2 separate regions of the Homo sapiens genome follow, and region 1 is linked to region 2. Evidence: chromatin loops called from intact Hi-C (ENCODE). Cell type or tissue: dorsolateral prefrontal cortex. All regions are shown on one strand. Each heading gives the region's core, and the rest is flanking DNA. Links, peaks and the distances in the headings are about the cores only.

Evidence for each region. Peaks named below come from ENCODE experiments on the same cell type or tissue, not always from the same donor. Only the 100,000 strongest peaks of a DNase experiment are listed, where the experiment ranks them.
Region 1: it touches region 2 in a loop (5-fold over the local background); 47 of 110 quality-filtered maps call a loop at or near these places.

The regions. Positions count from the first base shown.
Region 1 is chr1:247,367,273-247,378,269 of GRCh38, forward strand. It overlaps ZNF496-DT (ZNF496 divergent transcript), which reads left to right. Exons shown (of 3, transcript NR_168399.1): 2 at 6,735-6,871; 3 at 7,385-9,960. Among named protein-coding and RNA genes, the nearest start is that of ZNF496-DT, 41 kb to the left of the region's middle. RefSeq lists a silencer at 6,620-6,669. In dorsolateral prefrontal cortex, for the core only: CTCF peaks have their summits at 5,630 (motif pointing right) and 6,755 (motif pointing left); DNase peaks (open chromatin) are centred at 4,158, 5,639, 6,567 and 6,709; H3K4me3 peaks cover 836 bases; H3K27ac peaks cover 1,473 bases.
Region 2 is chr1:247,481,371-247,492,367 of GRCh38, forward strand. It overlaps the pseudogene OR2W5P. Among named protein-coding and RNA genes, the nearest start is that of OR2B11, 29 kb to the left of the region's middle. In dorsolateral prefrontal cortex, for the core only: CTCF peaks have their summits at 5,901 (motif pointing left) and 6,109; no DNase peak of the experiment used is centred there; H3K27me3 peaks cover 425 bases.

The DNA of each region.
Region 1 (10,997 bases), core at 3,385-8,384, 110 kb before region 2:
TAATTGAATCACGGGGGCTGGTCTTTTCAATGCTATTCTCGTGATAGTGAATAAGTCTCACAAGATCTGATGGATTTATCAGGGGTTTCTACTTTTGCTTCTTCCTCATTTTCTCTTGCTGCTGCCATGTAAGAAGTGGCTTTTGCCCTTTGCCATGATTCTGAGGCTTCCCCAGCCCATGTGGAACTGTAAGTCCAATTAAACCTCTTTTTCTTCCCAGTCTTGGGTATGTCTTTGTAAGCAGAGTGAAAATGGACTAATACAACTGACCAACACACATGACCCAAAAGTCCCAAAAGTCATGCCACTCCCCCAACCACTCCCCGGGTTGGTAGAGACCAAGCAAGAGTGCTCCCCACTTGGTCACAAGTCAGGCTCTTGAGAGCCTGACATAAAAGATATTAAGCAAGATGAGAGGGAATCTTTATGACAGCAAGACAGAGACACAGGAAAAAAAAGAATGTTTCTGAAAGGAAAAAGATCAGACAACATGAAATAGTCATACCAAAAATAAACCAGCGTTTGTGTGTCTAAAATTAGCCTGTATAAATGCTTTTCTTGGCTGGGTGCAGTGGCTCACCCTGTAATTCCAGTACTTTGGGAGGCCAAGGCAGGAGGATTCCTTGAGTCCAGATGTCAGATATATTTGAACAAGAGGGACTCCATCTTGAAGATGGGCTGGGTAAAAAAAAGCTGAGAACTGCTGGGCTCCCAGGAGCTTAGGCATTCTTAGTCACAGGATGAGTTAGGAGGTCAGCACAAGATACAGGTCACAACAACCCCACTGATAAAGCAGGATGTGGTAAAGAAGCCGGCCAAAACCCACCAGAACCAGGATGCTGATGAAAGTGACCTCTGGTAATCCTCACTGCTCATTATGTGATACTTATTATAAGGCATTAGCGTGTTAAAAGACACTCCCACCAGCACCACCACAGTTTACAAATACCATGGCAACATCCAGAAGTTACCCTATATGGTCTGAAAGTGGGGAGGAACCCTCAGTTCCTGGAAATCCAGTCCTCTTTCCCGGAAAACTCATGAATAATTCACCCCTTGTTTAGCATACAATCAAGAAATAACTGTAGGTATACTCGGTTGAGCAGCTCACACCACGGCTGTACCTATGCAGTAGCCATTCTTTTGTTTCTTTTACTTCCCTAATAAACTTGCTTTTACTTTACTCTATGGACTCGCCCTGTATTCTTTCTTGTGGGAGGTCCAGTAACCCTCTCTTGGGGTCTAGATTGGGACCCCTTTCCAGTAACACAGGAGTTTGAGGCCAGCCTCAACAACTGAGACTCCATCTCTACAAAAAAATCAAAAAGTTAGCAGGGAATGGTGGAGTGCACCTATGGTCCCAGCTACACAGGAAGCTGAGGCAGGAGGATCCCTCGAGTCCAGGAGGTTAAGTCTGCAGTGAGCCATGACTGTCCCGCTGCACTCCAGCCTGGGCAACAGAGCTGATTCTAAATAAATAAATAAATTCTTTCTTTCCATTTATCTTAAATTTGGAAAAGGAAAAGGAAACAGTTTTACTGTCTGCTTGATTGGATTGCACAGACAGATGCTGTTTGAAATGTTTCTTCCTTGGTGCGGTAAAGAAATAGCACTTGAACATGAATTTAATTTATTTAGTAAGGCCATTTTTACTTCTTGCAGAAAGGGTACACTCATCAGCAGTTTTGCCATGAGAGTGCATTGAACAAAGGAGACAGGGTCATTTATAACCTGACGCGTCCTCCCTACTGCTGTGTCTGGTTTCCACTGGCTGGAGCGGGACCTCACATTCTGTATTTGTCTCGATTGGCTAGCAACTTAGAACTTTTTAAAAGAGGCAAAGGTAGAGGGGAACAAAGGAAAGAGGAAGTAACTGGTGGAATGCTGAGAAAGGTAAAAACACCTTCAAATAAGGAAGAGGAACAGGCTGTGACCTAATGCTTACTTGGACCAGTATAAGCATGCCAGGGCAGATATTTAGGCTAAATTGTGGGAGCTAAGAACATAAAGAACATTGATTTCTTTATTACGGCTAGCAGATATTTAAGAATGTTAGCACAGGTCTTTGAATAAATTTTGCTTCTAATAGAAGTTACTATTTATTCCTAATTAGATGGGGAGGAAAGTCTTTGAAGAGGAACCTCTACTTTACTTTTTACAGATGCCAAGAATCTAACTACTCCCAAATTCTTCCCCTTCTGCTGGCCTGTCAGGCCCCAGGTTCCTTGGACTCCTGGCTTCAGAAGAGCTAAACAGTTTTGGTGATCCTGCTCACAGCGCCAAATCTGTAGGGGCCAAGAGAAAGCTGCTTCACTCTCTGAAGTTTTGCTGCAAAATCAACTGACAATAGGCAGATTAACAGGGAGATAAGCATACAAAATTTTATTTTAACTCACATAGCATGGGTAATTGTAGGAGAATGATTACTGTGCCACTGGCTTTTTTTTTTTTTTTTTAAGACGGAGTCTCCCTTTGTCGCCAGGCTAGAGTGCAGTGGCGCGATCTCCACTCACTGCAACCTCCGACTCCCTGGTTCAAGTGATTCTCCTGCCTCAGCCTTCTGAGTAGCTGGGACTGCAGGCATGCGCCATTACGCCCAGCTAATTTTTGTATTTTTAGTAGAGACGGGGTTTCACCATGTTGGCCAGGATGGTCTCCATCTCCTGATCTCGTGATCCTTCTGCCTGGACCTCCCAAAGTGCTGGGATTACAGGTGTGAGCCACCGTACCTGGCCCAGTATCTCTTTTGTTACTTGGTTATTTCACTTGGCATAGTGTCCTCAAGATTTATCCCTATTGTCCATATAACAAAATTTTGAATTTTTTTTTTTTGAGACAGAGTCTGGCTCTGTCGCCCAGGCTGGAGTGCAGTGGTGCGATCTCGGCTCACTGCAAGCTCCGCCTCCCGGGTTCACGACATTCTCCTGCCTCAACCTCTGAGTACCTGGGACTACAGGCGCCCGCCACCACGCCCGGCTAATTTTTTGTATTTTTAGTAGAGACGGGGTTTCACCGTGTTAGCCAGGATGGTCTCGATCTCCTGACCTTGTGATCCACCCGCCTTGGGCTCCCAAAGTGCTGGGATTATAGGTGTGAGCCACCGCGCCTGGCCAATTTCGTCTTTTAAAAGCTGAATGAGTATTCAGTTATTTGTGTTTTTCAAATTGTCCTTATCCGTTTTTTCATCGAGGGAGTTTGGTTGCCCCCACTGTATTTTAATGCAAAACAAAAGGAAAATTTCCCAGGTTGAGAGGAGCAGTAAAGCCTGAAGTATCACTCTCTGCCCAGACCTCAGTGGTGGGCTTGCTTTGAGCATTCTTAGGCAGCCCCACTTCCCTTAGGCACTTCCCTTCCCTTTGTTGATTAAAGAAGAAACTGAGGCAAAATTAATATAAGTGGAGTTTATTTGGGCCAAGTTTGAGGACTGTAAGCCGGGAGAGATAGATTCAAGTTGCTCTGAATATATCCTCCAATTAGCAGCAGTTGCAAGTGAGTTTTTAAAGGATGAAAGAGGCAGTTCCTCAGCTGTTTATAAAAAATTTACATTAAAATAACATAAGCTATTGGTTAGCTATACATTTTTCTTTGTATCACAAACGCTAGCAACATGGAGATAATAGGTGATGCAGCTAGTCAGGAACAAAATGCCTTTAAACAACTGCCCCCGCCTTGCCCCCGCCCCCCCATACTGCTGTCTCTCTGAGCCTGATAAATTTTGTATGCCTCCCGGGGAATTGTTTGAACCCGGGAGGCAGGGGCTGCAGAGAGCCTCGATTACATCACTGCGCTCCAGCCTAGGTCACAGAGCAAGACTCTGTCTCAAAATAAATAAATAAATAAATGTTGTATGCCTTACATAACTCAGAATGTTCTCAGCTACTCTCTCTTCTCACCTCCAGGAATGGGAAAGTGAAGATGCACTCCCAGTGGAGGAGGGTTTATTATGGCTCCAAGCACAGTGTCTGCTCTTACTACTCATTAGCAGTCGTGTAGCCTATTCTAAAATTAAAGTGTCTCGAGTGGGACAAATCCTGAAAAGAATGTTTTTTACAAGTAATGTGCTGCTACTGGGGATTCTGGGGTGATCCATCCTGGGACAGTCATCCTCTGCACCCTGTCTGGCCTGGGGCCAAGGAGTGATCTTGAGCAGTCACTGCAGTGGCTAACCCTGGAATCTAAGGCCTGCCCAGAATGCACATCCAGAAGCCCTAGAATGCGGGGGAAAAAGCCGTATTTGCACATCCAGAAGCCCTAGAATGCGGGGGGAAAAGCCGTATTTGCACATCCAGAAGCCCTAGAATGTGGGCGACAAAACCGTATTTGTGCTTCTGTTACTGGAAAGGGGTCCCAATCCAGACCCTAAGAGAGGGTTTTTGGATCTCGCACAAGAAAGAATTAGGGTGACTCTGTAAAGTGAAAGCAAGTTTATCAAGAAAGTAAAGGAATAAAGATTGGCTTCTCCACAGACAGAGCAGCCCCAAGGGCTGCTGCCTGCCCATTTTGATGATTATTTCTTGATGATATGCTAAACGAGGGGTGGATTATTCATGTCTCCCCTTTTTGGACCATACCGGGTGACTTCCTGAGGTTGCCATGGCGTTTGTAAACTGTCATGGCGCTGGCGGGAGTGTAGCAAGGAGGACAACCAGAGGTCACTCTCGTGGCCATCTTGGTTTTGGTAGGATTTGTCCGGCTTTTTTACTGCAACCTGTTTTATTAGCAAGGTCTTTATGACCTGTATCGTGTGCCTACCCCCTATCTCATCCTGTGACTTAGAAAGCCTTAACTGTCTGGGAGTGCAGCCTTCCAGGTCTCAGCCTCAATTTACCCAGCCCATGTTCAAGATGGAATTGCTCTGGTTCCAATGCCTGTCACAATTCTGCGGTATTCCAGCCGTGCAGGTGCTGCGGAGACGTGGCGTCCATTCCCGGGACTAGTGGGAACACGCACATGCACATTTAGTAAAGGGTGACCGTGGAGAGGCACAGGCCCTGTTTTTTTTTTGTTTGTTTTTTGAGACACGGTCTCGCTTAGTTGCCCAGGCTGGGGTGCAGTGGCGCGATCTTGGCTCACTGTAACCCCCACCTCCTGGGTTCAAGCGATTCGCATGTTCCTGGCCTCGTGTGATCCACCCGCCTTGGCCTCCCAAAGTACTGAGATCGCAGGCCTGAGCCTGTGATCCGGTCGCTCCTGTCGTTTTGTTTGTTTGTTTGTTGTTGTTTGTTCGTTTTTGTCGCCCAGAGCTGGAGTACAATGGCACAATCTCAGCTGACTGCAACCTCCGCCTCCCGGCTTCAAGCAGTGCTCCTGCCTCAGCCTCCCGAGTAGCTGGGATTACAGGCGCGCGCCACCACACCCGGCTAATTTTTGTATTTTTAGTAGAGACGGGGTTTTACCATGTTGGCCAGGCTGGTCTCAAACTCCTAACCTCGTGATCCGCCCGCCTCGGCCTCCCAAAGTGCTGGGATTACAGGCGTGAGCCGCTGCGCTCAGCCCACTATGGTCGTTCTTAAAACAAATTGCAAGGTCATGCGTTTTCCTCCCAGAAGAGTGATAGACCCATCCCTGGCACTGCCAAATTTAGCTGGAGCTGAATTGTTCCGCAAGTTGTACTTGGCTGTGACCACCAGAGGGCGCCGAGGACAGTACGGACGCCGTCAGCGTCTCGGTCACATCCTTCCGTGTCCAGCTAGAAAATGAATGGGAAACCCGGGCACTGAGGCTCACGCCTGTAATCCAGCACTGCAGGGGGCGAGGCGGGCGGGTCACTCGAATTTAGGAGTTTGAGACCAGCCTGGGCAACATGGTGAAGCCCCATCTCTACTGACAGTACAAAAAAAATATGCCGGGCGCGGTGGCTCACGCCTGTAATCCCAGCCTAGGCGGGCGAATCACCTGAGGTCAGGAGTTCGAGACCAGCCTGGCCAAAATGGTGAAACCCTGTCTCTACTAAAAATACAAAAATTAGGCCGGGCGTGGTGGCTCACGCCTATAATCCCAGTACTTTGGGAGGCCGAGGTGGGCGGATCACGAGGTCAGGAGTTCAAGACCAGCCTGACCCACATGGTGAAACCCCATCTCTACTAAAAATACAAAAAAAATTAGCCGGGTGTGGTGGCATGTGCCTGTAATCGCAGCTACTCAGGAGGCTGAGGCAGGAGAATCGCTTGAACCCAGGAGGCGGAGGTTGCAGTGAGCTGAGATAGTGCCATTGCACTCCAGCCTGGGCGACATAGCGAGACTCCATCTCAAAAAAAAAAAAAAAAAAAAAAAAAAAAAATATATATATATATATATTTAGCCGGGCGTGGTGGCGCGCGCCTGTAATCCCAGCTACTCCCGAAGCTGAGGCAGGAGAATCGCTTGAGCCCGGGGGCGAAGGTTGCAGTGAGCCGAGATCGCGCCACTGCACTCCAGCCTGGGCAACCGGGTGAGACTCCGTCTCAAAGAAAAAAAAAAAAAAGAAAAAATGAAACGAATCGGGGCGTGTTACATCTCGAAGCCTGGCTTCTTTAACAGCTTCCCCAGCGCCCCAGTCTATGTTACTGGGAGTGTGAAAGCGACCAGCCCTGCAGAGGCTTCCCCGCGCCCCGCGCCCCGCGCCCCTCGCCAACCCCCGGTGCGAGCCCAGGGCACCGAGCCCCGCAGCCGCTCAGGCCCACCCGGTGCCTGCAGCCAGCGCACACTGGGTGCTGGGACCAGCACTGAGCGCCTTTTCTGTTTTTTCTTACAAGGTTGGGTTTCAGCCGAGCAAGTCTGAGGCCCCTTTCCCGCGCCCTCTGGTGGAAAGTGTTCGCTTTTCTGTCCACCCATGTGAAGGATTCACCCCGACCCTCCTCAGGTGGCCTTTACTTTGCAGGAGCAAAGCAAGGTACGGGACATTGTTCCCTCTTTTCTGTTTCTGCCTTTTCTTTCTCCTCTGCCCCCTCCCCGCCTCCGTATTCCTCCCTCTTCCTCATTATTTCTTCTTCCTTCTTCCTATTGAATTTGGGATTGAAAAGTTTGAAGCTCCTAAAGGAGGCCAGCCAGCTGGTTGGCCTCCGTCTTGCTGACTTTGGGCAGTATCATGGCTTTGTTTAGAGTTGGTTGTGAGAAGGAAATAAACCATAACACTTCGGTACATGTGTGTTATTTGTTGATACACAGGCGCACACACACAAATGTGAATGGGCGCTTATATATCATTATTTCCCTCTCGATATATCTTTATCTATATTTAGATATTTTGGAGGCATACCTTTTATCCAGGATGGCTCTGTTCGCAGAGGGTTGAACTGTGGACGAGGCATCTCGGTTTTTTGCTTTTGCAGTTTACATTGTGTGTGGTGGGGTACATGTCTGTATTATCTGCACAAAAATTAAAACAATTTTTAAAAAATTTCAGTTGGATGAGGAGATACATGTATGTGGCACACAGCTTTCTTCACTTAGCAACACGTCAGATGCAGCGTAGATGTGCGGATGAAACCACCATTGCAAAATTATCACTGAGACAGTCAGAGAAACCTGACATGGCTGACTCCATGTTGCTTTTAGCCTCACAGGCTGGCTCTCTTAGCTCATTCCTAAGCATGGGCCTGAAACTGCCATTGCAAAATCGTAACTGAGACAGCAAAAGAGACTTGACCTAACCAACTCCATCTTGCTTCTAACCTCCAAGCTGTCCTTGTTCATTCCTGGGTGTAGGCTGAACTAACTTTGGGAGGAACTTAATTTATAGTTTAAAACAAAGACGATAAGACGATAACAGCCCTTTCTCAAAACAAACATCCTTCCTGACTGGGGACTAGACTGCCTTTGTAGGATTAACAAATTAGCCACAAGATCAGAAATTATAGTTTAGGAGTCATGCAGCTGGAGGCTCTAAGATTGTGACCCTCCCTAAACCGCTCAGTGCTTGAGATGTTTTACAGACCCTGCACTTAATGGATCAGCTGGCACCACCCAGATGGATAAACTGGCTCATGTGATCTTGTGGCCCCCACCCAGGAACTGACTCAGTGCAAGAAGACAACTTCAATTCCCTATGATTTAATGTCCTACCGAATCAATCAGCACTCCTGACACACTGGCTTCCCCTCACCCACCAAATTGTCCTTAAAACCTCTGATCTCCAAATGCTTGAGGAGACTGATTTGAGTAATAATAAAACAAGGCTCCTGCACAGCCGGCTCTGCGCGAATTACTCTTTCTCTACTGCAGTTCTCCTGTCATGATAAATCGGCTCCATCTAGGCAGCCAGCAAGGTGAACCCACTGGGTGGTTACAGGCCACGCTAAGTTCGGGAGAAATTTAGTTTATGGTTTAAATGATAACAGCCCTTCCCCAAAACTAAACTGCCCTGGTAAAACTAATGAAAGGCCGCCAAGTTAGGAGGATGACAGGGGCCTGAATTCTACTGAGCCGTAAGCGTAATTACCGGCCATTATTCCAGAGGACACAAGATTTGCAACTTGCCTAATTACTCCTGCAAAGAACATCGCTACTGTAGCACCTGAGAATGGCCTTTTGAGATGTGTTTTCAGGCTTTTGCACTTCTGACAACTGATGGCTGCACTTGGACTCGCCAGCCGGTCCCGCGTCCCCACCAGAAGCAGAGTAAGCACAAGAGGACAGCTCCGACTCCCTAGGATTTCAGCTCTGACCAGTCGCACGCCTGGCTCACTGGCTTCCCCACACCCACCAAGTTGTTCTTAAAAACTCTGCTGCCCGAATGCTCAGGGAGAGTGATTTGAGTAATAATGAAACTGTTGTCTCCTGCACAGTCGGCTCTGCGTGAATTACTCTTTCTCTATTGCAATTCCGCTCTCTTGAGAAATCGGCTCTGTCCAGGCAGCAGCAAGGTGAAGCCACTGGGCGGTTACACTGATATGATTCCCCCTTTGCAGTTTTTACTCTCTTGGTGCTGCAAACAGTTCCTCACTGAGGACCCTTGTACACGTATCACTGTGAGCATGAATCCGAATTTCTTTAGGAGACATACATACTAGTGGGTATGTGCATGTTATGTAATTTCTCTTAGCACTGTTTCCTCACTCATCAAATAAGGATCAAGTAGTTCTCACCACACAGGGTTATTTTAGAAATAATTTAGTATACATAATATACAATGCAATAACAAGTACTGATGTCTACTTCTTTTAGGTTATATGATAATACCTTATACATAGTACATGTGTGATTATATATATTGCAATGTAGAGTACGATCTATAATTTACAGAACTGTTGTTTATATATAACAAATGCTGTCCTTGCGATAGTTTGCTCAGAATGATGGTTTATGTATACATATGTAACAAACCTGCACGTTGTGCACACGTACCCTAGAACTTAAAGTATAATTTTAAAAAATGCTATAATTCATGTGGTGATTATTATCTACCAGTTACATCATCGATAGAATGAGGACGTTGTTAACGGTACACGCCAGACAGGATGGCTGTGAGGATCTGTGATAATAAGAATTAGATATTTGGTCTTTGTCCCTGTTTCCTGATGGAGGCTTCTAAACCCCTTGGAATTCCCTGACTGATAGGGGCAAGAGGAAATCTTTTGTTATTCCTAACGAGCCCCTTTCATCCATGCCTGTGTTTATGCTAATGAGGTGACTCCTGGAGGATGAGGGCTGGTTGCCAGGGGAATCAACTTTGCCTTGCAACTTTCAGCTCCAGTCCGTGACTTCCAGGGAAAGAACAGGGGCTGGAGATTGAGTTTAATCGCCAATGACCAGTGATTTGATCATTCATGCTTAAATAATGGAACCATAAGAAACCTAAAGAAAAGGTTTGGAGAGCTGCTGGGTTCAGGAGCACATTCGTGTGCTGGGAGGGTGTTGTGCCTGGTGAAGGTGTGGAAGCGCTGACTCTGCCTCGCATACCTTGTCCTGTCTGTGTCTTTCATCTGGCTGTTGCTGAGTTGTGCTGTTTATAATAATAAACTGGTAACAGGAAGTAAAGCACTTTCCTGAGTTTTGTGAGCCCATTCTCTTGATTTACCAAACCTGAGATAGAGGGATTGTGTGTGGGAACCCTTGAATTTATAGCTGGTCAGTCAAAAGTGCTGGTTAACAAACCTGGAACTTCCATGAAGTGGGGGCAGTTTTGTGGGACCAAGCCCATAACCTGTGGGATTTCACTCTAGCTCCAGGTAGACATGTCAGAATTGAATTGTAGGATACCTAGTTGGTGCCTGCTGTGTAGAAGAAAAAAACCCACAGGTTTGGTGTCAGATGTGTTGTGAGTAAAACTGTTACAGGAAAGCGGTCTCTGTCCAGACCCCAAGTGAGGGTTATTGGATCTCGCGCAAGAAATAATTCAGGGTGAGTCCATAGAGTAAAGTGAAAGCAAGTTTTTTAGGAAAGTAAAGGAACAAAAGAATGGCTACTCCATAGACAGAGCAGCCCTGAGGGCTGTGGGTTGCCCATTTTTACGGTTATTTCTTGATTATATGCTAAACAAGGGGTGGATTATTCATGCCTCCCCTTTTTAGACCATATAGGGTAACTTCCTGACATTGCCATGGCATTTGTAAACTGTCATGGTGCCGGCGGGAGTGTAGCAGTGAGGACGACCAGAGGTCACTCTCATAGCCATCTTGGGTTTAGTGGGATTTGGCCGGCTCCTTTACTGCAAACTGTTTTATCAGCAAGGTCTTTATGACCTGTATCTTGTGCCGACCTCCTATCTCATCCTGTGACTTAGAATGCCTTAACCATCTAGGAATGCAGCCAAGTAGGCCTCAGCCTCATTTTACCCAGCCCATTCGAGATGGAGTAGTTCTGGTTCGCATGCCTCTGACAAAGCCAGTTCAGAGAATTAAGTAGGGTGATGTTTACAAAGTGCCTTGCATACCTCTTGGACATAATTTTTCATAAGGATTGAATTAACATTATCAAGAAAAATGAATCAAGTTCATTTTAACTAGTGCATATAAATCTGATAGGCATTGATTGTGCACCTATTTGCAAAGCATGGTGCTGATCCCTGGAAGAGACGG
Region 2 (10,997 bases), core at 3,361-8,360:
GTGCCTGTTCTCACTTAGTTTATATCCTGGGTTGGGGAGACTTTAACTAGTAAGCAAACAAGTAGGTTCAAAAGATAATTTCATACAATGGGAGGAGTTATGAGAAAAACAAGAGTATAGTATAAATGAGTTATAATCTCTTACACTATTTATTTTGAGACTCAAAAATTTTCCAATATTTTATTAGCAGAACTTGTTCAATCTGGTTCCTGTGTCCAGATGATGGACCTGTTATTCTTCCTTCATCACCTCTTGCTCCAGGCCTGAATCCACAACTGTTTCTCCCAAGAACTTCTTTTTAGTGGAGAAGGGATTTAGTAACTAAATAATGGGTGTTGGGAATGCTCAGTGCTACTGCAGTGTTAACGTTTTTAGGTGTTCTCAGCTAAGAGCTAGGAAATATGCATGCATGAACACACACACACACACACACACACACACACACACACTTCTATATCTACATAAATCTCCATGTGTATTTTTTTTTTTTTTTTGAGACGAAGTCTCGCTCTTGTACCCCAGGCTGGAGTGCAATGGCATGATCTCAGCTCACTGCAACCTCCAACTCCTGGGTTCAAGCGATTCTCCTGCCTCAGCCTCCCAAGTAGCTGGGATTACAGGCGCCTGCCACCATGCCCGGCTAATTTTTGTATTTTTAGTACAGACGGGGTTTCAGCATGTTGGCCAGGCTGGTCTCAAACTTCTGACTCCAGGTGATCCGCCCGCCTCGGCCTCCCAAAATGCTGGGATTACAGGTGTCCACCACCGCACCAAGCCCTCTGTGTGTATTTTAAAATCATGAATATATACTGATATTTCCAATTAAAATTCAATACCATAAGATGTATTGTAGTCTTCCTCTTTCCTTATATGGAATCTCCCTTTCCAATAGTGAAAAACTAGGCCTCCAGTAACCTCAATATATTTACTTATTTTCTCAATCTGTCAGTATATAACTTATCTTTGGCAACCTGTGCCATGTCTTTGGCACTGGTCATGTTGGCTAACACCCTTCAGATGCTCCCTCATGTTCTTTCTGTTCTTGGAAACACACTGGCTGAGCCCCTAGCTATCCCCCAGCCCTAACCCTGGCAGGCATACCAAGTGAGGACCCAGTAAGCTAGAAGCCATGTTTTTAAGAGACAATATGAAGCTAGAAAAGATACAGAATAATTTGTTAAACAAAACACCAAAAGCAGTATTTATAAAGGAAACCATCAGTAAATAGGACTGCGTTAAAATTAAGTACTGTATCAAAAGACAAGAGTAAGAGCAGGGAAAAGCAAGCCCATGATTTGAAAAAAAAGATATTTGTATTACACATAACTGATAAAGGTTTCATAGCCAAGCCACATGAAAAATTTGTATAAATAGATAGGAAAAAAGGTAAGAATCCAATAGAAAAACAGGCTACTTAAAAAGACATTTTTTAAAAGAGGCTATCTAAATAGTCAATGAATTTATGAGAAGATTCCCAACTTATTATTAGTCAGTGAATTGCAAATGAAAACACATAGAAGGATTACTAACATGCCTGAGGCCTGAAATTTAAAACTTGACCATACCACATGATGGAGAAATGGAGCCAAGAACGCCATTCACTATTAGTGGGAGTATAATTGTTATGACATTTTAGAAAACTATTGGGCATTTTTTTTTTCATTAAATGTGAACATGTGCATTTCCTAAGGTCATGATTTTACTTCTGGACAGACATTTAACAGGTATGAGTGCCTGTCTGCACAAAAAAAAACCCTACAATAATGCTCACAGCAGTCTTATTTGTATCAGCCCAAAACAGAAAATGATCCAATATCTGTGCACAGTAAAATGAACAAATAAAGTGGGATGTATTCGTATCATGGATATTATCCACAATGAAATGAGTAAGAGCAGCATTGAACAGAATAATCCAGAAATAAAAATAAACCTGCCATTTGCTTTCACTTATGTAAATTTCAACAGAAAGGAAAACTAATCTATAGTGTTATTGAGCAGATAGGGTTTGAGTAGGATGACGGAGAAAGGTTATGAGGGGACTTTGGGTGTTGTTTTCTTTTTTTTTTAACCTGAATGGTGGTTAGATGGTTGTGCTCACTTTTTGATCTAAGCACATTTCTCTATGCATGATACACTGTAATGAAAATGTTAAAAAATAAATGCCTTCAAACACTTACTAGCTCTATTTCTTTACCCATTTTCTTCTGGAATACCTAAAATAGTGAATGAAAAAAGAATGGAGGAGCAGTTGGCAGATAGGCTTAGGAGAACAGAGGAGGAGTGATATTACAAAGGTAAGAACATACAAAGTATAATATGATAATCAGTCACTCCACAAAATCAGTGTTAATGATCTTCTTAAGAGTCACAAAGGGAGGCCAAGCATGGTGGTGCACACCTGTAAGAACAGCACTTCGGGAGGCTGAGGTGGGTGGATCACCTGAGGTCAGGAGTTCCAGACCAGCCTGGCCAACATAGCGAAAACCCATCTCTACTAAAAATACAAAGTTAGCTGGGCGTGGTGGTGGCACATGCCTGCAATCACAGCTAACTCAGGAGACTGAGGCAGGAGAATTGCTTGAACTTGGGAGGTGGAGGTTGCAGTGAGCTGAGACTGCGCCACTGCACTCCAGCCTGGGCAACAGAGCAAGACTTCGTCTCAAAAAAAAAAAAAAAAGTCACAAAAGGGTTGGGCATGGTGGCTCATGCCTGTAATCCCAGCACTTTGGGAGGCCGAGGCAGGAGGATTGCTTGAGCCCAAGAGTCCGAGACCAACCTGGGCAACATGGCGAGACTCTGTCTCTTAAAAAAAAAAGAGTCACAAAAGAAAATGATGTTCCAGTCTCGTTCCCAGGTACCATGGCTGATGACCTCTTCAAACTGGCTTTAAGACCAGGTTCTTTCCACTGACCACTGTACAGAAGAATCCTCAGCTTAGTCCGTATCTGTCCCCTTTCACATCCTCAAGATTTTCTCAGACTTCACCACACAAGAATTTAGCTGTAATTTATAACTATTACCTATGGAATTCTCACTATGTGTGAACACTGTCAAATATTTTATATACAGTTGTTTGTCACTTCATCATTACAACAATCCTTTAAATTAAGTTATATTGTGCTTCCACTTTATGGATGAAAAAAATGGAAGCTTATGGAGGTTAGTTTGTCAAAATTATAAAGTTATTAAGATGCAAAATGTGGGTTGAAGCCCAAGTTTGTTTGTTTCCAAAGCCTTTACACCAAAACAAACACAAATTATTGGACAATTTAGCTAAAGTGCTTCAGCATCTCCATCGGTCTCTGGTGATGTGGTGTCCTGTGGTTCCTGTTAGCTTACAATCACCCTCCTTCCCAACTAAGCAGGTTCTCCAGGAACAGGTATGAGGTGATGCAGGTGAGTTGCTTCAAAACCTTCCTTTCTTCAGGAACATCTCAAGATAAGAATATAGGTAGAAGAATTCATACCTCAGTCTATTAAATGATATCATTAACATGCCCATTGAGACTTCTACAGGGATTTTTGATTTTACAGTTGGCAAAAAAATACACCTAATTCCTCATACAAAACCGCACAGAAATCCCACATGGAGAATAAAATTGTGCAACACAACCTGTCTAATGGATCCATCTTAAACATTTCTTCATGTCATAGTACCACAAGAATATTACTGAAACATTACAGTCTACCTAAAGAGAACTTTTGAGTGTGAAGAGATGTGGGCCTATGCCAGTGGTTCTCAAACTTGCTGTGCCTCGGCGCCACGTAGAGGGTCCATGAAAACACAAATTGCTGGACCCCATCCCAGAGTGTCTGATTCAGCTGCTTTCGAGTAGGGTCCCAGAACGTGAAACTCTAAGAAATTTTCAGGCAATGCTCATGGGGCTGGTCCTCGGACCACACTTTGAGACTTGCTGGCCTGGAGATTATAGGTAACTTGCCCATGTTTTGTGGCTGCTGAGAGAGTTAGGGCCCAACCTCAGGGCCAGGTGTCAGCTAGCTCTCTGACTGCCTTTTCATCTGCCTCATTATTGCTGTTAATTACTGTTCAAGGACCAAACTATTTCTAGGACTTCCCATAAGTTCTAAACATGTATATGGGATTTTGATCCTAAGGATTTTGTGTTACATAATGGGAATTTTAAATATTTCATTTTCAAGCTCTCCCACAGATACCCAAACTCAAGAAAACGGGCACAGATGCAAATGCATGTATTCAAATACCGAGCTGCAGACCTCACACGAATTAGGAAAAGTCACTAACGATTACAATACTGCACTCATCCCTTAGTATCTACGGGGGATTGGTCCCAGGACTCCCTGAGATACCAAAGTCCGCGAATGCTCAAGTCCCTTGTATAAAATGGTGTCATCTTGTATATAAACTATGCACATACTCACACAAAATTTAAATTATCTCTACATTACTTATAATACTTGATATAATGCCTCTCCACCACTTCATTTGTGTGGATTCAATGTAGCACTCGGTGCATAGCAAATTCAAGTTTTGCTTTTGGAACTTGGTGGAATTTTTTTCCTGAATATTTTCCATTCAAGGTTGATTGAATCCACAGATGTGGAACCCATGGATAGGAGGGCTGACTTTATATTAAAATTGTTGATACCAAATTTGAGTTATTTTCTGTGAATCTCAACCTGTTTATAAGCAGACACAAAGAAACACACATACAAAGAGTTGTAGATACTTCCAGAAAAAAAGCTATGCAAACACATCCACAAAAATTCACGGTTAAAACACAAAAGCTAGAGAGATGAAGAAGTTTAGCAATATTTGTTATCTGAGTAAAAATACGGCTTCATTATCTTCATGCTTTAGTAAATTAAGCCAACTGGTCACGGTTCATTAATAAGAGACCTCCAATTATTTCCTTTTCCATTTATTTTTAATTTGTATTCATTAATGAAACACTGTTAAAGGAAATTTTAAAAGAAAATATATTCTCATTAATCTTGTCCGAACACTAACTATACTTTAGGTATGTATCTACAAGTTCAAATGATAATAAATTCATAGCTTATTATAATTGAAAACAAGCATGTATTACAAAAAAATCCTACTGTGAATAGTAGTTTCTTTACTTGGGAATAAATTTCACATGTATTTTTAAAAAAATCATAAAAATAAGAGGGAATATAAACACCACCACTTTTAGGGTGCTAAATTGTGTATTAAAAAGCTTCACATAAGTCTTGAAGAAAAGATAATTCATATCCCTTTTCTGCCATAGATTGCACTGTGAACCTAATGGACTTCATTCACTCCTCCAGGAAAGGGAAATACTGAATCAAGAAACAAATTGTAAACATCAATACTATAGAAGGTGTTGTGTTAAACTCCAAATGCAAAAATTCTCTTTCATTTTAGCTAGAAATATCTATTTTCAAAGTTCTAGAAATGACAGAATCCCATGCAGTAAAAAGACAATTTTATTATTTAAAAAAAAAAAAAACTTAAAATGTTAACTTGGAGCCTGAAAAACCATAGTTTGAATCTCTTTACTAATTATCCTCCACCTCAATAGTATCAGTTCCATTTTATTTAATGTAATGGGAAGGGTAAGAGATAAGATGATTGGTGAGAGGTGGTTCCAGTTTGGGCAGCCAGTGGCTACTAGTTATTTGACCTTGAGTAAGTCAGTCACCACAGTGTAGTTGGAAATTAATTTTTCCTTATGTAAAATTAGAAAATAAGGTGTTTTTTTCAAACTGTATGCAAGTTTTTTTAATCAATAAATGTTAACAGCTGATATTCAAGAAAATTGGAGATATTCTATTTTCTGCTACTTCTTAAGAAATTCCTATTTTGACTTAATACACCAATGCCAGTTTAAAAATGCTAAATAAAATCTTCCACACACATGATTTTTGGCAGCTGTATGGAAGGCTGATGTTGCCATCTAGTGTTTCTGTTTGAGAGGTCTCCTGTAGGAGGTGAGATGGGAGAGCCTTGGCTACTGGGAAGACACATGCACAGTGAATGTGGGGAGAGGTAGGGCAGAGTAACCCACACAGGACTCTCCTGGATGAACACCAGCCTCCTGATGTAGCCCCATCCCTGCAGGAGGTAAAAATATTGAGTGGAATGGAGGGAAGAACTGAAGTTTCCTGTGGCCTCTTAATGTGGCAATAACAGACCCAAGAGTTTCCTATATCAGTGTCCCCCTTACCTCATTATTTCTTATATTGGAGGATGTACATTCTTTGGGGATGCTTGCCTCCCCACATTTTAATGATTTTAATTTTGTGAGTCCAGGACCAAATGAAGAAATTGATCTACTTCTGTTTTGACATAGAACCCAGAAATTAATTCTCTTTTCAAGAATACCTGAGCCCCACATTTGGGAACTTTCTGTGTTGCCTCCCCGGTGAGTTTTGTGTTTGTGTGTGTTGTGGGGGGCGGGGGGCGGGGGGGGGGCGGTGGCCGGGCCAATCTCTAGATGACACGAGTCCCTGAGGTCTTAGCTCTGTGAACAAGCTGATGTCACTTTTCCTCATGCCCCTAGATGACTCCAAATCCCCAAGGTGAGATGGCATTGAAGTTGTCCTCCTATCCACTTAGTATGAACCAATCAAATGACATTGTCTATATTCTCAAAGCTCTTAGAACTAAGTGTGCTTTCCTTTATCCCTGGGGCTGGTCTGCCATCTCCTTGACCCTAGACTACCTGTATATATGGACGTGAGATAAAACATGTTGACTTGAAATGTGGCACTATGCCACACCACTCACTTAGCTTGTCATTCCTGCCCACAGTTCATCATTTCTCTTCCAAGCTCTGCTACTTAAAGGCTTATTAACACTTAAATGGGACAGACATTATTTTTGTGCTCAATCTCCTTTCAGGGTTTTCAGTGTAATTTCCTCTGGAAGATCCAGAAACTAAAAGGGACAAGAATTAGCTGCCTTATCCATGAGAAAACTCCTGGTTGGTCTCCGGAATTGAAGTAAGGAGGGTTGACAGAATCATAGGTCTTCTACTTTCTGGGAAGAACAAGGGTGAGATTTTAATACAAGCTTTGTCGTGGCAATGAGATTTATATCTGTATCTTCAGTCGTCTGTATGCAGATATAGAGTTATCTTGTAATAGTTTTGATTAGAGTTTATATCTGTTAGAACACCAGAGTAACGGGTTTCTCAATGCCAACTCGCAATTTGGAACTCCATTTTGGAAAAGAGACATTGTATCCAACTCGGAAACAATCAAATGCACCAAATTCTAGCAAAGTGTATCTAAAGTAGATTAGGAGTGATTATGTGATTATCCATTATCCATTTGTCCATTGCTAGCTGAGCCAATCCTAGGGCCTCTTCTGAGCCTACATGCACACACAATAAACCAATCTTTTTAGTCTCTTGATAAAATGATAGCTGATTTGAACAGAGAACCGTGTAATTCTGTTTTCGCACAAATCAAGCATTGCAAATCTCTGGCGATTTTGAGAGTGATCACAAGCTTCTCTCTGGAAACTGCTCATGATGATGGATTTTATTGTTAGGATTGTAATGTGTAGGTTAATGGGAGTGCTGTAATGAGTGATCAACTTTAAACAACTACAGCTTTAAGTGGGTGAGAAATAGGAACAGGGAGGAAGGCAGAATGAATGGAAACTTGGGTTAATGCATAGGGCTGGCACTATAAACCTTGCTCTGATATGAAGCTGTAGTGCAAGCATTGGCTATTCTTTCTTCTTCTCTATTATTGAGGTTGATCATCTCTAACATGGAGATTCTAATGCCTGGCCTGTCCACTTTGCAGGGCTGCTGTGATGATGGTCTGAAACTAGAGTGTGAAAGCTCTGTAAAAGTCTAATGTACGCTAATGTGAAAGGGTTGTGATTGTTTATGTTGTGCTCTATACCTAAGCCAGGCAAAAATAGCTCTATTGCTTGGCATTGTTAAATCCTTTTCAGTAAGCACAGAGAACCATTTGGTGGATTCTCCTCTATATGGGTTGGTACAGTTTTGGGCATAACCTTCAGCCAGAGAATCAACCCAATTCAGACCTTGGCGTCTAAGTTTTCAAAATTAGTAAGCATTTATAGTATTATGTGTCAACTAAACTATTAAAGGTATTTGGGCATTTCTAAGAGCTGTATTCCTTGCAATTTCATGGTTCTGAACTAAAGAGCTAAGAAATGTGAGAAGACAGGATGCATTAATTTATAGTTGAATACCTGTTAGGTGAAACAGAGAAGAGCCTCTGCATATTTGTCATAAGGGTGAGCAGTGGGACATTTTGGATTGAAAGAATAAAGCATTGTGAAAAAAAGTAGTTTTGAACAGATGACTACAAGGTAAATTTGCAGTTTTGGTTAAGGAGTCAGACCCTAAGTGATAAACTTTGCTGAGATCACCCAAAGTGATCACAACTTTATCACCCAAAGTGATAAAGTTGCTGAGCAATTTGTGTAGCTTGTCATTGCCACTCTTGAGGTCTCCTGAACCTGGGAGAAAACTTATGATAGGTCTGAGGATACAGAAGTACAAGTTGTTCATAATAACCAACACCTGTAAAATGTGTGTCTGTGAAAGTCTCCTTTGTGAGTACTCAGGAAGCCTCTGAAAGTCTTCCATTCTTTGACACTTGGCTGGCTACTTCTGATAGACCCTGCCTCTTTTACCCTTTCATAGGGCTTTGCAGAGGGTCCGGTGCCTGGACCAATGGATGGGAACTACAGAATTCCCAATTGCAGCTCCAACAGGATACAGCTCATAGCATGTCAGTTGTCAGGATGGACAGGTGGTGACAGCGGCTGCATAGACACATGTCCTTCAATGTGTTTCTGTGCCCTCATTCCCACAGCTTCCTTCTTGTGTGTTGCCCAGATGCCGTTTGCTATTATCATAGCAGATACAAGCCTGGGTGGATATTGGCTGTATAAGGCAGAGTCCCCATCAAAGCCCTTGGCTTAGACTGTGGAAATCCTCAATAGCTGAAAGTGCTCAGGGTATATACTCAGTGTCACCAGTTACATAGACATGTGAGGTCTGAGTGGGGACTTAGAGAAGATCTAGCCTCTTTCCCATGTTGCACAAGGAAAAGCCAAGTTAGAGAGAGATGAACTGAATAGCAGGCCATACATTTGCAGACCTGTGTTTTACAGAGGCAGAATTAAACCTATCATCACAGTCCTTTCTTGTAGGGTCAAAAATCACTGTGTTTCATCTTAATAAAATTACATGCCATTAAGGAGTTGCCTGGTACGTACATTCATGGCTTCCTTAAGCATCACCCATAAATGTGGTCCTTCATGACTTTGTATATACTACCTCCTCTTTGTGAAACATATTTAGCTCAATCTGCCACATGTCAAATTCTTACTTATTATTTGCAACAACCAAAAACAACTCTCAGACTCAGCAGTCTCCCTTAATACAAACTGTTCTACACAGGCCCTCCTGATCACTTGGGAGTGATCTGCATAATACTCAGCCTTTTAACGCATCTTCTTTTAGAGAACTTTCTCTTTCTCCCTTCTTTGTCATTATTCATACACATTATTCACCAAGGAGGGAAGCTCCAGAGTCAATTCATCCCGTCTTCCTGGGGCATCAGGCACACGACTTTGCATGTAACAGGTTTCAATAAGTCTATTCTAAAAAAGCAAAGAAAGGGCAAATGGCTCTCTTAACTTCACAGACCTGTAAATGGAAATTGGAGAGTGCCAGATCATCTGCATGTGCCCCCTTATCTAATTCTTTGGTTGTTTCTCTGTAATAGCTGGTGGATTATGGGAAAGGACAATGCCAGTTACCTACAGGCATTCATCCTGGTGGGCTCTTCTGATCGGCCTGGACTGGAGAAAATTCTCTTTGCTGTTATCTTGATCTTCTGCATCCTGACCCTGGTGGGCAACACTGCCATCATCCTCTTGCTGGTCATGGATGTCAGGCTCCACACACCCATGTACTTCTTTCTTGGGAATCTGTCTTTCTTAGATCTCTGCTTTACAGCAAGCATTGCCCCTCAGCTGCTGTGGAACCTGGGGGGTCCAGAGAAGACCATCACCTACCACGGCTGTGTGGCCCAACTCTACATCTACATGATGCTGGGCTCCACCGAGTGCGTCCTCCTGGTTGTCATGTCCCATGACCGCTATGTGGCCGTCTGCCGGTCCCTGCACTACATGGCAGTCATGCGCCCACATCTCTGCCTGCAGCTGGTGACTGTGGCCTGGTGCTGTGGCTTCCTAAACTCCTTCATCATGTGTCCTCAGACGATGCAGCTCTCCCGGTGTGGACGTCGCAGGGTGGACCACTTCCTGTGTGAGATGCCTGCTCTTATTGCCATGTCTTGTGAGGAAACCATGCTGGTAGAAGCGATTCACCTTTGCCCTGGGGGTGGCTCTCCTCCTGGTGCCGCTCTCCCTCATCCTCATCTCCTATGGCGTGATTGCAGCCGCGGTGCTGAGGATGAAGTCAGCAGCAGGGCGAAAGAAAGCCTTCCACACCTGCTCTTCTCACCTCACAGTGGTCTCTCTCTTCTACGGAACCATCATCTACGTGTACCTGAAGCCGGCCAACAGCTACTCCCAAGATCAGGGGAAGTTCCTGACTCTCTTCTACACCATCGTCATTCCCAGCATCAACCCCCTCATCTACACTTTGAGGAACAAGGATGTGAAGGGGACCATGAAGAAACTTCTGGGGTGGGAGAAAGGGGCTGGGGAGCCTCAACGAGGGGAACACTCTAGTAATGTAGACAGTTTGCTGGAGTTACTCTCTTAGATGTGTCTGTGGCCATGTGGAGAACTAATATTCAAGGAGTAGAGTGAACGCGGGTGGGAAAATGCTTTCGAGTTTGACCCCGTCCTCTGCCCTCTGGATGTGAAGTGGTTTCCTTCTGTTTGAAGTTGCCTGCTTCAGGATATCTCTGCTGTATCTTGCACTTTCCTTGTCTTTTTGATTTATCCACAACTGCTGGGGACTTACAAAACTAATTCAATCACCCAAAGGCACTGGGCAGTCTGC